2 separate regions of the Homo sapiens genome follow, and region 1 is linked to region 2. The links are chromatin contacts, found by Hi-C or POLR2A ChIA-PET in ENCODE. All regions are on one chromosome and are shown on one strand. The core of a region is the stretch at or near the end of the contact, and the rest is flanking DNA. Distances in the headings are between cores, read along the strand shown. Region 1 has its middle 130 kb from the start of LINC01931. Region 2 overlaps RND3 (Rho family GTPase 3).

Region 1 (7,227 bases), core at 3,521-6,020, 480 kb after region 2:
TGTGCACTCTAATAAGCATGAGCTGTAGATGGAAATACGGAAAGAGCAATTCAGCCGGGAACGTTCTTCATTTGGGAGGCGAGGCCAAGGATGGCCATAATAACCTCTCAGTGCCCCACGGGGTGTCATGAATATTTGGAGGAAGAGCCACTCCAGGTAGGTGGGTGGCTGAGTGAGTGGGCAAAAACAACGGAGTATATAAAAGTCTAGTGGGTGTAGAGATTCACCACCTGGGCAAAGCATGATTATTCACTTTGAAAAGAAATCTCTTGAGCATTTAACAGAAGAACCATTTCAAAATGTCACTTTACCAAAAGACTCTACCTCTTGCAATTAAAATAAAAACACACAATATCCTTAATTTGCATATACTATTTAAAGTGATGTTGTTCTGAATTGCTGGAATTTAATGTTCTTGTATTGGTTGGGTGAAGCAATGTTTCTCTATATTTTAATTAATGTCCTGTGCTATAAACACTATAGACAGGCCATGTTGCCTTTAGTACAAAGCTTTTGGTGTTTGTTGATGGGGAGGGTGTCTTAGCATCCAAATGAGAAGAGGAACATTAACCGCAGGTTATTTGCTCTACAGAACGAACACATGAAAGCAGACAAAACACACCTTCCGTAGACTGTTTTCATTAAGATACTTAGTTTTAAATTCAGTGGGTTTTTCCCTTTATTTCTTTTTTTCTTTTTTAGTGGTTGCTTAACAACAGTACATGAATCGTGACTTGCAGAAAGTTAAAATTTCTCTTTTGTTTGGGTAAAGTATTTTAAAACTCCTTTGTGGAGTTTAAATCTTAATATTGCCAAGTATAACCAAAACTTTCCCAGAATTCTGTAGTCTGTGGCTAAAAATAGGAACCCATAGATATGACTGTTCCAGTGCTGCTGGCACCTCATCCCCAAGTGTATAATGTAGGCTGGCCTTAGAGCCCTCTCCTTCCCAAATCCCCTGGTGCTCTGCCCCAAGGACAGATCTCCCACAAGGCCACAGGGACTCTAGATGCTGGCTTCCTGATGGGTTCAGGACACACTATTCCAAAATATGGCAACTCAGCTTTTGAGGAAATAGCAGAAGCAGGAAGGCCACTCTCGCCTTCCTTTCATCCTTTTTCTTCCCTAAAGCAGGTCATAAGACCCTCAATAGAGGGTGCCCTCCCTATACCCAGAGGAAACGTGCATCCTTATCCTGAAGACAGAGGAGAATCTGAACAAACAGGCCTTGCTATGATGCCCTTAGTTTTTTCCCATACCCTTCTGTCTTATCATATTTCTCCATGACTGTCCACTCTTCATCAAACCTTATGTTTCCCTGTTTCTTTGTGTTTTCATCTCTGAAGTCTCCAATGTCACAGAAAGCTTCTATTAAGTAAATCTATATGCTTCTCACTTGTTAATCTGTCTTTTCTTATGGGAGTTTCAGCTATGACCTTAAGATTGAAAGAAAAGACATTTTTTTCCTCCCCTGCATGCTTCAAGCTTAGTTGAGTGGACACTTCACAGCTGCCAACAACTCTATGAAAAACAGCTTTTCTGCCTGCCATCTCCTTTGGCTACCAAGGCTTGTAAAACCCTCAAGTCTCCAAATGCACTGAGTTCTCTTGAACTTTCACAATGCTGAAGATAAGATGAAAGAAAGCCATTTTCCCTAATTCTGGACCTCAAGTTAGCACAGTTAGCCCAAATTTTATAAAGGCTTTTGTGAAAAAATCCTCTTGGCCTCTACCTGCAGAAAGCTCATGCATTAGTCTAGTTGATCTAAGCAGAAGGAGACAAATATAAACCTCTGTACTTCCTGTTTCTCCTCCAGGGAACTGCCCTCAAAACTTACTCTTCCCAAGTTCTCAATAGCACTATCTCTTCACAATGCACACCAACTTATGCAGAAGATGTACAGATCATTAGTTTTGCAGGCACAGCCAGATTTTCTTTCCCAGTTGAGTATTAGCCAAAATGCTCCTGCTACTTGAGAATGCATGTATCCTAGGCACTAAGCCTTAACTATTTTCAAAGTGTGCATATGATTTATAACAAAGTAGAAACAAATGTGCTTGTATTCTGTAACATTTCCTACCTTGGGATGTTGCACATGTCATTTATTCTGAGAAAAGAAACCTAGTCAAGAACCTGACAAGGAACCTTCACAGGTCTAGAATGTCAACTCTGAGAATCTGTCCTCTGAACAGCCTTCAGCATGACCCAGGAAACCTGGATCTCATGGATAGTCGTGGATGATCATCTGGTATCTCAGACAAGATCCCTCGTTGATCTTTTCAAGGTAGTTAGATTAGGTATTTTTAGATTCCTTCCAGTGCTAAAATCCTATTATTCTATTAATCTAGAAGCTTTTTATAAAGCTTTTCAACAAAAATAAAAATAAAGCTTTTCAAAAATATGTATTTTTTTTTTTTTTGTTGATACTGCAGGGGAACCAAAATACTTGCATTGGAAAGGGTTAACAAAAAGAGTCACACAAAGATAAAGCATCAATAAATAGAAAACTTGCCAGCATAAAGCTAGAGAAATGGCCTTGGTATCTAAGGGACAATCACTTCTTTAAACATAAGCTCCAAGGTCCTGCCAGAAATTCAGTATCCGCATTTTTGTGGTCTCCTTTCTCATAGATTATTATCTTTGGATGCTCTTCTGGTGGGTGGTCCCTTGTGCATAATGGAGACTGTTGATTCTGCAATAGGGCTTGACTTAAAATAATTATGAGTTTGGAATTTTCTAGTACTTAAGGCAGATTTCCTTTTCTAAGAACCTCCCTGTTTTACTTAACCTCCAAAAGGAAGTTTGGAGTACTGCTGGTAAATCAACTTGCTTTTTACTGGGAAATTCCTAGTTTGCCATTTAAAGTTGGCCATTTGCTTTAAAGCAAATTATCAAAGCAGTGGGGCACTTACCTGTATCTTGTTCTCTTAGTTTCAAACGACAGACAAGTTATGGATCTTCTCTGAGGATGCTGGTTCATCTTGGTTGTGATTAACATGAGATGGATTTTATATACTGACCTAAGTGAACTATGCTCCAGTCTTTTAAAAGTTAAGGTTGGCCAAGTTTGGCTGCCGAACAAAGTCACAGTGACCTTCTTTTTAATCTTACATGTACCCTTAAGGTATTAGATAACTGATTAGATATTAGGTATAATATTAGATAACTTAAGGTATTAGATAACTGATTAGATATTAGATATGAATTAGATATTAGATATGAATTAGATAACTGATTAGGTATTAGATATAAATGAGAGGTATTAGATACGAATGAGAGATACTAGATATGATACTAGATATGAATTAGATATTAGATATGAATTAGATAACTGATTAGGTATTAGATATGAATGAGAGGTGGTTGCCCCACTCTAAAACAGAGGTTTGCAAACTACAACCTATGGCTCAAATTGAGTCTGTGGCTTGTTTTTGATAATAAAGTTTTGTTTGAACACAGCCACTCATTTGTTTACATATTATCTGTGGCTAATTTCATACATTGGCACAGTTGAGTAGCTAGTTGCAAAGGACAGAGACTATGTGTCTTGTAAAGCGTCTAACATATTTACTATGTGTCCCTTTACAGAAGAAGTTTGAAGACCCCTATTCTAAAATAATCCCATATGGAGACTGCCGAAAAACCAAAGGCTGAAGTTTTAAGAACTCTGACTTCTGAACAACATTTGATTGTGTTTGCTGTATTTAGAATAGTGTTGTCAAAGTTGAGTTTCCTAGAATGCTTGCTAGTTCTGCAGAATGTCACTAGATCTAACAGAAGAAAAGGGGAATTACAGTCAAATTTGGCAAATTCTGGAATAAGCCAAGTGAAACAGATTTAGTCTTTGTAGCCCTTTTCAGGTCACCAATATATATGACAACTCTACAAAAGAGGATTAGATACAGAATTTCATAAGTCACTTAGTCTTAGAAAACTTTCCTTTTTATGAGACCTTATAGAGTTAATGTTTAAGGAACATACTGTGGGAAAGATGATTTGTTTAGAGCACCAAAATCTGATCATACATTAGATTACCAAATGTGTGTGTCTTCAAGAATGCTTAACTTCAACAATAAGCTGGTTAACAGGAGAAAGGTGATTATCACAGATTTATTTTTACATAAAATTTGAAACTTTCAGTAGCAGTTAGCTCCTCACTGAGAGTGCATTAGGGACAATGTTATAGTGACGTCGCTATGAAGACAGAGCAGACTCGAACTCCATACACGAGACTTCACCTCAATGCAGAGAAATTCTCAGGCCCTTTCTTCACCCCTTACATTTTAAAAAAGCAGAAAGTTAGTGTTCAAATCACAGCCCCCAGTGAATGTTGCTTACTTCTGACCTGAGCACTTAGTATATGAAGGTTATGTGGGTGTCCAAAGGTCTAGGAAAGCCTTATGTGTCCTCTGGGGAAAGTTGCAACGAACAATAGAAAAGTTCCTGAATATCGGGAAATGTTTTCCCAAGATCAAGAGATTTATTGGTATGTGGGAAAGATTCCAAAGCAGCTCTGTTGGCTGAAACATTTCAATTTTGACTGCTAGCTGCCAGTGCCAGTTTTGTTAAAGGGCAATTTCAGTGCATTGGCACACAATGACCTAGGCTGCCTGAGTAACTTAGAACCAGTTAAATTGTGATGATGTTTCCAAAGGCAGAGTTTATTTTGCCAGCACACATATTTTTGAAATTCCTATTGACATTGTCACCTATTTGCCTAACTAAGAAGGTTATTGATAATGAGCCAGGTATGTGTTTGCTCAACCCAAGCAGGACTTAGAAACCAAAACAATTATTCCCCAGTTCAAAGAATCAAAGATTTGTCAGCTCTAGTGAATGACTTCCACCTTAAAGAATACTAGGAATGTGCCTGCTTGCCTATAGAATGACTGCTTTTACACTGGCTGATGTTTTTGCAGCCATATAGAACAGTAACCTTTGCTTAGTATGGGGGAAGGAGCTGAAAGGGATCAGGGTATGCCACCCCAAAATATGTCACTTTGGCATAAGAATTATTTTTGTGATATTTGTTGATTAGTGAATTTATTTAGTAAATATTTACTGAGGGCAGATGTCAGACCAACCATATGTCAGACAATGTGCTTGGTGCTAAGGATAAAACATTCAAAATAACAAACAAACATCCCTGTCCTCAAAGAGGCTTTAATTATGTTGGGAGAAATAGATGTTTTAAAATAAACATATTGTATATAATGAGCCAGGAATGAGGGACTGGGAATGCCAGAGGGATACAATGTCAAATAATGCCCTGGGAGAAGCTACCATTTGAGCAAAGATCTGCAGGAGGCAAGAAAAAGAGCACTGAGACTGTCTAGGGGAAGAATGATTCAGGCAATGGGACCAGCAAGGACAAAGGGCCTGAAGTGAGAGCATGATCAACATATTTGATCCTGAATGAGGAGGCTGGCATTAGTGGAGATGAGCAGGTAGACAAGTGGAGGTAAAGAGATGAGTGAGGTAATCAGTTTCCCTTCAATGCTGCTGTCCGTCTGTCCTCATGGCTCCATTTTCTTTGGCCACCTCTCTTGTCAGTACAGGTGAGCAACCTTCCACTCTTCTAAGTTACCTCGCCTATATGCTGGCAGTAGAGTTCATGTTTCACCTTCTCACGTGTATCTATGCTTTCTTTTCTAACCATGTTGAATTTTTAAAATAAATTGAATGATCATAGTAACAAGACAAAAATATAGTAAAATACTCAAGAGAGGACACATTGGAGCAAATAGACCTGGGTGCAGTTTCTGGATTCACGACTTCCTAGATAGGTCATCCGGGATGAATTATCCAAGTTTGCTGAGCTCATTTCCTCATTGAATGTCTAAATCAGGCAACATACATAGTGCTTATCACAGGCGTTGGCACATGGAAAGTGCTCAATAAATTTAGATTTCCTTAAAGAGTCAGGCAGACTAAAGTTCCAGAATCATCTCCCAACCCACACCACAACCACAACTTTACCAACATCACTCCAATTGCTGATAATGCATACTGGTTCTACTTTGTGGTACTCTGCATAGGATGTGTGTTTATAAAGAGACAATTTGCATTGCTCATGGTAGCACAGAAGTGCCTTGACTAATGGAAACCCTTCATTATTCCAAAAGCAACTTATAGCCATATTTCTCTGATTTTATCATTCCTTCCCTACTCAGAACTCAATCAAAATCTTTGAAATCTTTGAAATTTATGATGGTAATTATTTACAAGTATTTATTATTTAAAGAATTTTGAGACTGATTTTCCTGACAGATGTTCAAATGGTGTGAGTACTGCTGCAGATAGAGAGCTTGCTGTACTGGAAGCTGCATGCAAGTTCTACACAGAATCATTTGTAAGCATTTGCACCAGGGCTGGTGGACATAGCCTCCATATAAAATGGACCAAGAGATAAATTAGACAAGTAGTGTTCGATGCAGACATTCTCCAGCAGTTGACTAAATCCTGCTATGCAGTCCTGCTTCATGGGTTAACCCATGCCTGGCTTCTCCTTTAGTCTTCTACCTCCAGTGTCGTTTCTAAGTAATTTGTTCACCTCTCAGTTTAGTTTTATAGATGATTAAGGTTCTAGTGTTGGTCGGGGGAAGCTACTCAGAAGAGATTGATATATTTAAAATCTGCCAGGATTATGATGATTGAGGTCATTTAATACAATGAAAATTTTGATCTGGTTTTAGCTTTGAACTTGAGAATGTCAGATACCAAAACTATAAGCTGCTTAGGAACAGGCTAGATGAGAAAACATGCTACTTATTTCTCAGATGCTTTCTGTGAATATTAAATCTCAGACCTTGACATTGTGTGCAGCCTTCATGTTGGAAATTATAATTAGAAAATATCACATTAAGGGGACTTTGCTGAGTTATTTATACATTTGTGTCCTTTGGAATTATTGGCTCTGGCCTTCTCTGTGGAGGTAGCTGGGCTTAGCCTTTTCTCTGCGCAGGGGCTCTGGGCATGGGGGGTGCATACCCAGGACACTCGGGTCTGTAAGCTGAAGTATCCTCGCCCTCATGCCCTGGTATTCTCCTCACAATGGATTGCTTCCCATTTCCTTCGAGAGAGCACTGGGTATCAAGTCAGGCTTGTTCTCTTAACACTTGTACTGCCTTAAAAATCTTCTTCTAAAATGCATTTTATGCTTAGGCATTTACACAGAAGTACATTGCACCCTCTGACTCATAATTAGAATTCTTCCTAAAGACCCTG
Region 2 (6,864 bases), core at 654-3,153:
AAACCTCACTGAACAGATGCAGCCAAGGTCTGTGTTCAGCACTTGGTCTCTGTTGTTACGTAAAATAATAAGCATTTAAAATAGTTTACAGATATTTTTGACCAGTTCCTTTTAGAGATTCTTTCAGAGAAGAAACCAGATCTGACCTGTTTATTGTTGGCGCTTGTTGAAAACGAGCTTTCTTTCCCATGATAGTGCTTCGTTTTTGAAGTGTTGAAGCTGTGCTCCCCTTAAATCGTGGCAGGAGAGATTAAGGTAATTACAACACTCAGTTCTATGTCTTACAAGCACTTTGTCTTGTCTCTGCAAGAAAATTCGATTCCAGTCATTTCCCATAAAATACAGACATTTTACCAACATAATATGCTTTGATTGATGCAGCATTATGCTTTGGGCAGTATTACAAAATAGCTGGCGAGTGCTTTCTGTATTTAAATATTGTAAAAAGAAAATAAGTTATAACTGTTATAAAGCAGAACTTTTGTTGCATTTTTTAAACTGTTGAAGTCACTGTGTATGTTTGTTTGGTCAATGTTTCCGCAGTATTTATTAAAACATACTTTTTTTTTCTTCAAATAAAAAAGTAACCATGTCTTTGTCTAAATGTGATCTGTCTTTTATTATCTACTTCCTGATTTAGCTGTTTAGCTTTGTTCTTTAACATAGGTGATTACAGAATCTGGCCTAACGTTTTCTGAACTAGAAGGCTTTGGAATTTTTTGATTCTTCATAGTAGTAACAGATAAACCTGCATATATAAAAGTTTTCATGATGCTTTCAAATCACAAGAAAAAAATGGGGCATAATTAGATTAAGTGATTTGATCATATACAAAAAAGAGCTATGATACTGCCTAAGATTAACTTGTAGAAAAGATGGAAATCCTTCAAGTCTTTAAGAATGAAGCAATATGATGCAGTCTCAAGTCACAGGTTTAATACTAATATAAGCCTAGTTTGCCTCTCTGCCCTGTGGGGTCCTAAGCCTTGGTCCTTAACCCATGCCACCTCGCAAGGCATGCCCTTGTTCACAGCAGTTGTGGGGATGACCCAGAACACAGCTTTTGCAGCAATTCGTGGAAGGATAAATAACACAGCACAACATAATACAAGTTACCCCACTGATCTGGGAGATGTACAGTAAGCATGGAACAGCTTAAAAGAGAGGACTATCTCCCCATAAATCCAGTTGATTCTCAGTCTTCAGCTAAAATACTTACATATAAGTTTTACATAAGTGTCCAAAGATACTCTGTGGGATTTTAAAACAGTGCTTCTTTTTACACAGCTAAGTCACTTCATATAAAAAAATGCATCCTTGTGGCTTCTTTTTTTCTGAGTGGCTTTGGGAATCTTGGAGGTATAGTTATTTGCTTGGAAATAATTCTCAGAAGCCCAAAGCAAAGGGGGAAGCAGAGAATCCAGCATGAGTGAACAAATTAAAGCACACTGACATTATGAAATGGCCTTATAAACAATTTTAAGCACAGAGATTTACTGAAAATGTCTGTAACTCATTCTCGTCATCAAATAGTAAAGGAAATAAAAGTACTTTCCAAATCCTTCGTGTTGAGTAACTTCGGAGCATAATGTCTAAGTCAGGCTTGCAAGAAACTCATTTCTCAACAATCACTGGCACAGAAAAATAAAAAAATAAATAAAAAGCTGAGGTTTTGCTGACCTTGGCAGTATTTTATATGCTGTACAGTAATGTTCCTCTCTGGTCAATTGTTCTTTCCTAGCAGCTTTAATTTGTTGAAGCAAAAGAAAAACGTTTGTCTTCAGCCTTGGGCATGGATGCCTTCGTTTTCTCTGACTTCTTGCCTTAGCAAACATTTCTTCTAAGCATTCTGTGAACATTCCTTTCTATTGATTAATGATCATGGTTAATGCCTTTTTAAATACTAAAAGGTGGTTTTCAAACTCTGAGTAAGACTTACACTGTGTCTCTCTCATTTTAATCTTTTACAGGAATAGTTTCTTAGAAGATTCTAGTCTTGCAGGGAGTCTGTCTTGAGTACAAACTTAGAAATAACTCAGGGAGTTATTTTTATTAGAAAGAATTTTTTTAAATGACCTCATCTTCTAACTCTCCTGAAACTCTTAAAGCTGCTTATCCTTTTTCTACTGGGTTATTTTGACACCAGCATTCTGTTTTAACCTCAAAGTTTTTATTTTTATCATTTTTCTATTCACCAAATATTTATTGAGTGCCTACTACATGCCTGTCACTTTTCTGAGTTTGGCTCATAATCATGAATTAAATACAGTCTCTCACATGGGGAATTTATAATGTAGTAGTGGGAGACAGTCACTACCAAACTATAGTACACCAGAACTGGTTGTCATTTCCATTGACATAAACTGAATCAAAGAAAGTGAGTAGGCACTAAATATTCCAATACATAGCCAGGCACATTAATGCAATAGCCGCATATGTTACACCACATACGGAAGATGATCAATTGCTAGTGAGAGGACGCTCCCTTCGTTCTTTATGTCTCCCAGAGGCAGTTGGTAACTTATTTACAACTTTAGGTTCCTCTCAGCTCTGGGAACATAGTTCTTGCCTCTTACCACTTGTTCATATACTTGGCTACATAAATTCCCTTTCTGTTTTCTCCTTTCCTGAACATAATCTCCATGAATATGACTCTTTCTACAAAACTACAGCATATAAATAAATAGACTCAAGCAACATAAAGTATTGTGGTGGGCTGCATAATGACTCCCCAAGCATGTCCACCTCCTAATCCCAGAAACTGTGAATGTTTCCTTGTATAGCAAAAAGGACTTTGCAGTTGTGATCAAATTAAAGATCTTGTGATGGAAAGATTATTCTGGATTATCCAGAGAGGGCCCATGTAGTCACAGACCTTTATAACAATTATGTAGGAGGAATCAGAGTCAGACAGTGGCAATGTGATGACAGAGATGACAGAGGGTCAGGCAGAAGGATGGAGAGAGATTTGAAGATGCTATGCTGCTGGATTTTTTTTTTTTTGGCAGAGTCTCACTCTCTGTCACTCAGGCTGGAGTGCAGTAATATGATCATAGCTCACTGCAGCCTTGAACTCCTGAGCTCAAGTGACCCTCCTGCCTCAGCCTTCTGAACAGCTGAGACTACAGGTCTATGTTACCATACCTGGCTAATTTTTAATTTTTTTTTTTTTTTTTTTTGGTGGAGATGGAGTCTTGCTATGTTATCCAGGCTAGTCTCAAACTCCTGGTCTCCACCTCTCAAAGTGCTGGGATTACAGGTATGAGCCACCATGCCTGGCTTATGCTGCTGTCTTTGAAGACAGAAAAAGGGGGCCATGAGCCAAAGGATACAGTTGGCCTCTGGAAGCTGGAACGGTCAAGGAAAGGAATTCTCCCCCAGGGCCTCCAGAAGAGTTGCAGCCCTGTGGACCTACTTTAGATTTCTGACCTCAAGAACTGTAAGATTATTAATTTATATTGTTTTAATCCACTACATTTGTGATAATTTGTTACAGGAACAATAGGAAACTAATACAGGTACACTAACAAAACTATTTTCTTCCTTCACCCCTTGCTTTTGGCTTCTTTAGATGATGAGGCAATGGTTTTTACTCATGGAGCTGCTACCACAGACCCTGGGCACTCCCTTCACACATGGCCTCCCTGCCGCACCTGAGTAGATCAGAAATCACTCTCTTTTCACTTAGTGCCCTCAAAGCTCCTGGACAATCACCTCATCCTGTTGGCCTTTTATGAGAACATTCATAGTAAATATTCCCTCTAATATCTGCCTCCTGAGCACCTTTGAGATAGATGATAATTATGGTCCTGGTCCTGCAAGGCATAGAATATTGGAGGGAAAAAGAGTCAGTGTTCTGGGATAAAATAAATCTGTGAAAGTTTTCATCCAATATTTACTATGGGCATGACTGTGATAATTACTGTGTGGAATTTGGAGAAGTCAAAGACCTAGCTCCAGATTCAGCTAAGGTAGATGACGTTTACCCTGGCCTTGCATAAATGTTTCAAGTATATTGAGGTGGTGACTGATCATGGGGAGAATGGACAATCAGAGGAAAAAATATATATTGTGGGCTAAAGCAGTTTTAGATGTTTTCTTAGAAGTGTAGACATTTTATAGAAAAAAGAGATATCAAAATTAACTATTCAGGAGTTTCTTAACCTCTTGTTTTTAAAAGTTGGTTTCCTTTAAAAAACTTAATGACAGCTATAAACCCTTTGTTCCTTAAAAATGCAAAAATACATATGACTCAGATAGCCATAACATTTTACACACAATTTCAGGAAGTTCACAGACTTCCCTTGATATTCATTCATGAACCTATAGTACCCAGATCAAATATTTCTGTGTCAAACTTCTCTATTTTACAAAGAAGAATATGGAAGTTTAGTTACATTCAGGGACTTGCCCAGGGTGGCTAAGCTAATGGCAGAGACTAAAAACAGGCCTTCAGATTCTCAATCTCTGTTCTCCCTGACCCTGGCCAACGAGGAGGCTATTGCTTGCAGAGGCCCAATCAAATGTGTATTTGCCATTTGATGGGATTAGAATGTGTGGTTTCCTCCAAATCCAGATATGGTACTGCTGGCAAGTGCAGTGGAGTTTTTCTGAGAGTAGAAAATAATACAATGGAAATAGTTGTTTGGGTGATGCCTTTTGCTTTTGCAGACCCAGTCATTTACTTAGTCAACAAATACTCTCTGAGTATTTTCTATGTCTCAGATGCTGTGTTCTGTGCTGGGCATACAGAGAGATGAATTAGACCCTGTCCTTGTTCTATAGATGCCTGTCTAGGGTGAGAAAGACAAATACAAATAAAATCACAATTCAGAGTGATAAGAAATGTTGGGGGAGTATAAATAGACAGTCCTCTCCTCCGTCATTATTGTTGTTGCTCTTCTCTGCTCATGTCCTAAATATCAAAGACTGATTCTTAGAAGGATTAAAGAACAAATAAGATGAGATCAGATTGCACTTAGTTGATTTTTTTCCCTCTGTAATTCTATGGAGGATAATTAATAGTCCAATTCTGCTGATGAAAAAAATGTGTTTCTTTATCCTCCAAATGCAAGCTCGCATTCTGCCTGGGATTCAAAGGGAGAAGGTTCAGGTGTTCTCCTAATGCCATGTGCAGAAGCAGGCGGGTATTACTTTTCACAATCAGTAATAAAAGGAGTAACATGTTTTCTCAATAAAGACATCAAGCCTATAGTGTGAGCGTGTATTGGTGAGGAAGGAAGGAGATACACACACACACACACACATATGTATGTATCTATATGATAGGACCAATTAACCTCAAGAGCATAATAGCAGTAACACCTGCTATTCTAAGGAACAGAATCCTAAGGAACAGAGCTGTCCAAAGGAACAGAATTCAGAAATTCAAATCAAAATAATCAATTCAGTAATGAGGGACAATGTGAATGACATCTTTCTTCATGTTTCATACCCAGCCATTTTTCTATGGAAGGCTTTCCTAGTGCTCACCCCAGGATCTGTTAAACCCACTTCAGGCAGTAGCTAGTCATCCTTTTTGCAGCTTTAGATAGAAGTTGGTGGGAAATCCCTTTAATGCTGACTTAATTATAGATAAATGGGTACCTGGAAAAAAAGGAATAGGTTGCTTAGACTCTTAAAGAGACATTTAGATTTGTTGAAGTCAGTCTTCCAGCTGCATAGGTCTGGATGTCGTTGACAAACAAAGTCCTAAAATGAAGCTGTCAGCCAAGAGAAATCAAAATCTGTCAGTTGTTCCTTTCATATCATGGCCACTTCTGTCATTCTCTGAGGCCCTTCCAAAGTGGGAAGAAAATAGCTTTCTGGCTAGAATGTTGCAACACCTTCCTTGCCATCTCTTGACATCACTCGAGAGAAAAATTGGGTTGCATTTCCAGTTCCCTAATGAGACAAAACAGATTGAGGAAAGGCAGAGGAATTATGTCAGTTTGGGAAAGACACAGGCAGAACAGTAAATGATAAGTTTTTTTGTTGTTGTTTTGTTTTTGTTTGCTTGTTTGTTTGTTTTGATGGAGTCTCACTCTATTGCCAAGCTGGAGTGCAGTGGCGCAATCTCAGCTCACTGCAACCTCCGCCTCCCGGGTTCAAGTGATCCTCCTGCCTCAGCCTCCCAAATAGCTGGGACTACAGGTGCCCGCCACCATGCCCAGCTAATTTTTTGTATTTTTAGTAGAGATGGGGTTTCACTATGTTGGCTAGGATGGTCTTGATCTCTTGACGTTGTTATCTGCCTGCCTGGGCCTCCCAAAGTATTGGGATTACAGGTGTGAGCCATTACACCTGGCCATAAGTCGTAAGTTTTTAAACAGTAGACCCTAGATGGTTCTAGTTTTTGTATGTGTTATTCCCTTAAGTGCTGCCCACAATTAGATACTGATAAAATCTTTTTGATGATAATTTAAATATGGTTTTGTTTAAATTAATCAAAAAACCTAGAATCATCAATGGGGCTTATATTAGTCAGTGTTCTCTTAGAGGGACAGAACTAATAGGATATATATGTGTGTGTGTGTGTGTGTGTGTATACATATATATAAAATATATATATGGGAGTTTATTAAGTATTAACTTACACGATCACACACAATAGGCTTTCTGCAAAGCTGAGGAGCAAGGAGAACCAGTCCGAGTCCCAAAACTGAAGAACTTGGAGTCCGATGTTCAAGGGCAGGAAGCATCCAGCACAGGAGAAAGATGCAGGCTGGGAGGCTAGGCCCATCTCTCTCCTTTCCACGTTTTTCTGCCTGCTTTATAATCGCTGGCAGCTGATTAGATTGTGCCTCTCAGATTAAGGGTGGATTTGCCTTCCCCAGCCCATTGTCTCAAATGTTAATCTCTTTT

What was found. A loop is a pair of places that touch in the nucleus more often than their neighbours do. ChIA-PET counts read pairs that join two places held with the same protein, here RNA polymerase II (POLR2A). Pooled maps may share reads with other maps.
Region 1: a pooled map shows a loop between it and region 2 (5-fold over the local background). The contact joins two enhancer-like sites. A Hi-C loop is called at or near these places in 3 of 168 maps with a recorded cell type or tissue (Calu3, MCF 10A and PC-9) and 3 of 50 pooled maps. POLR2A ChIA-PET finds 5 or more read pairs at or near these places in 4 of 52 experiments (BJ, IMR-90, MCF 10A and 1 more).

What each region holds. Positions count from the first base shown.
Region 1 is chr2:149,987,159-149,994,385 of GRCh38, reverse strand. No RefSeq gene overlaps it. Among named protein-coding and RNA genes, the nearest start is that of LINC01931, 130 kb to the right of the region's middle. Within about 2 kb of position 4,770, at least 7 of the 41 ENCODE cell types and tissues checked have a DNase peak (open chromatin) inside an H3K27ac peak, as active enhancers do; they include PC-9, where a contact is called at or near this core.
Region 2 is chr2:150,461,935-150,468,798 of GRCh38, reverse strand. It overlaps RND3 (Rho family GTPase 3), which reads left to right. Exons shown (of 6, transcript NM_005168.5): 6 at 1-604. Among named protein-coding and RNA genes, the nearest start is that of RND3, 22 kb to the left of the region's middle. Within about 2 kb of position 1,903, at least 3 of the 41 ENCODE cell types and tissues checked have a DNase peak (open chromatin) inside an H3K27ac peak, as active enhancers do; they include PC-9, where a contact is called at or near this core.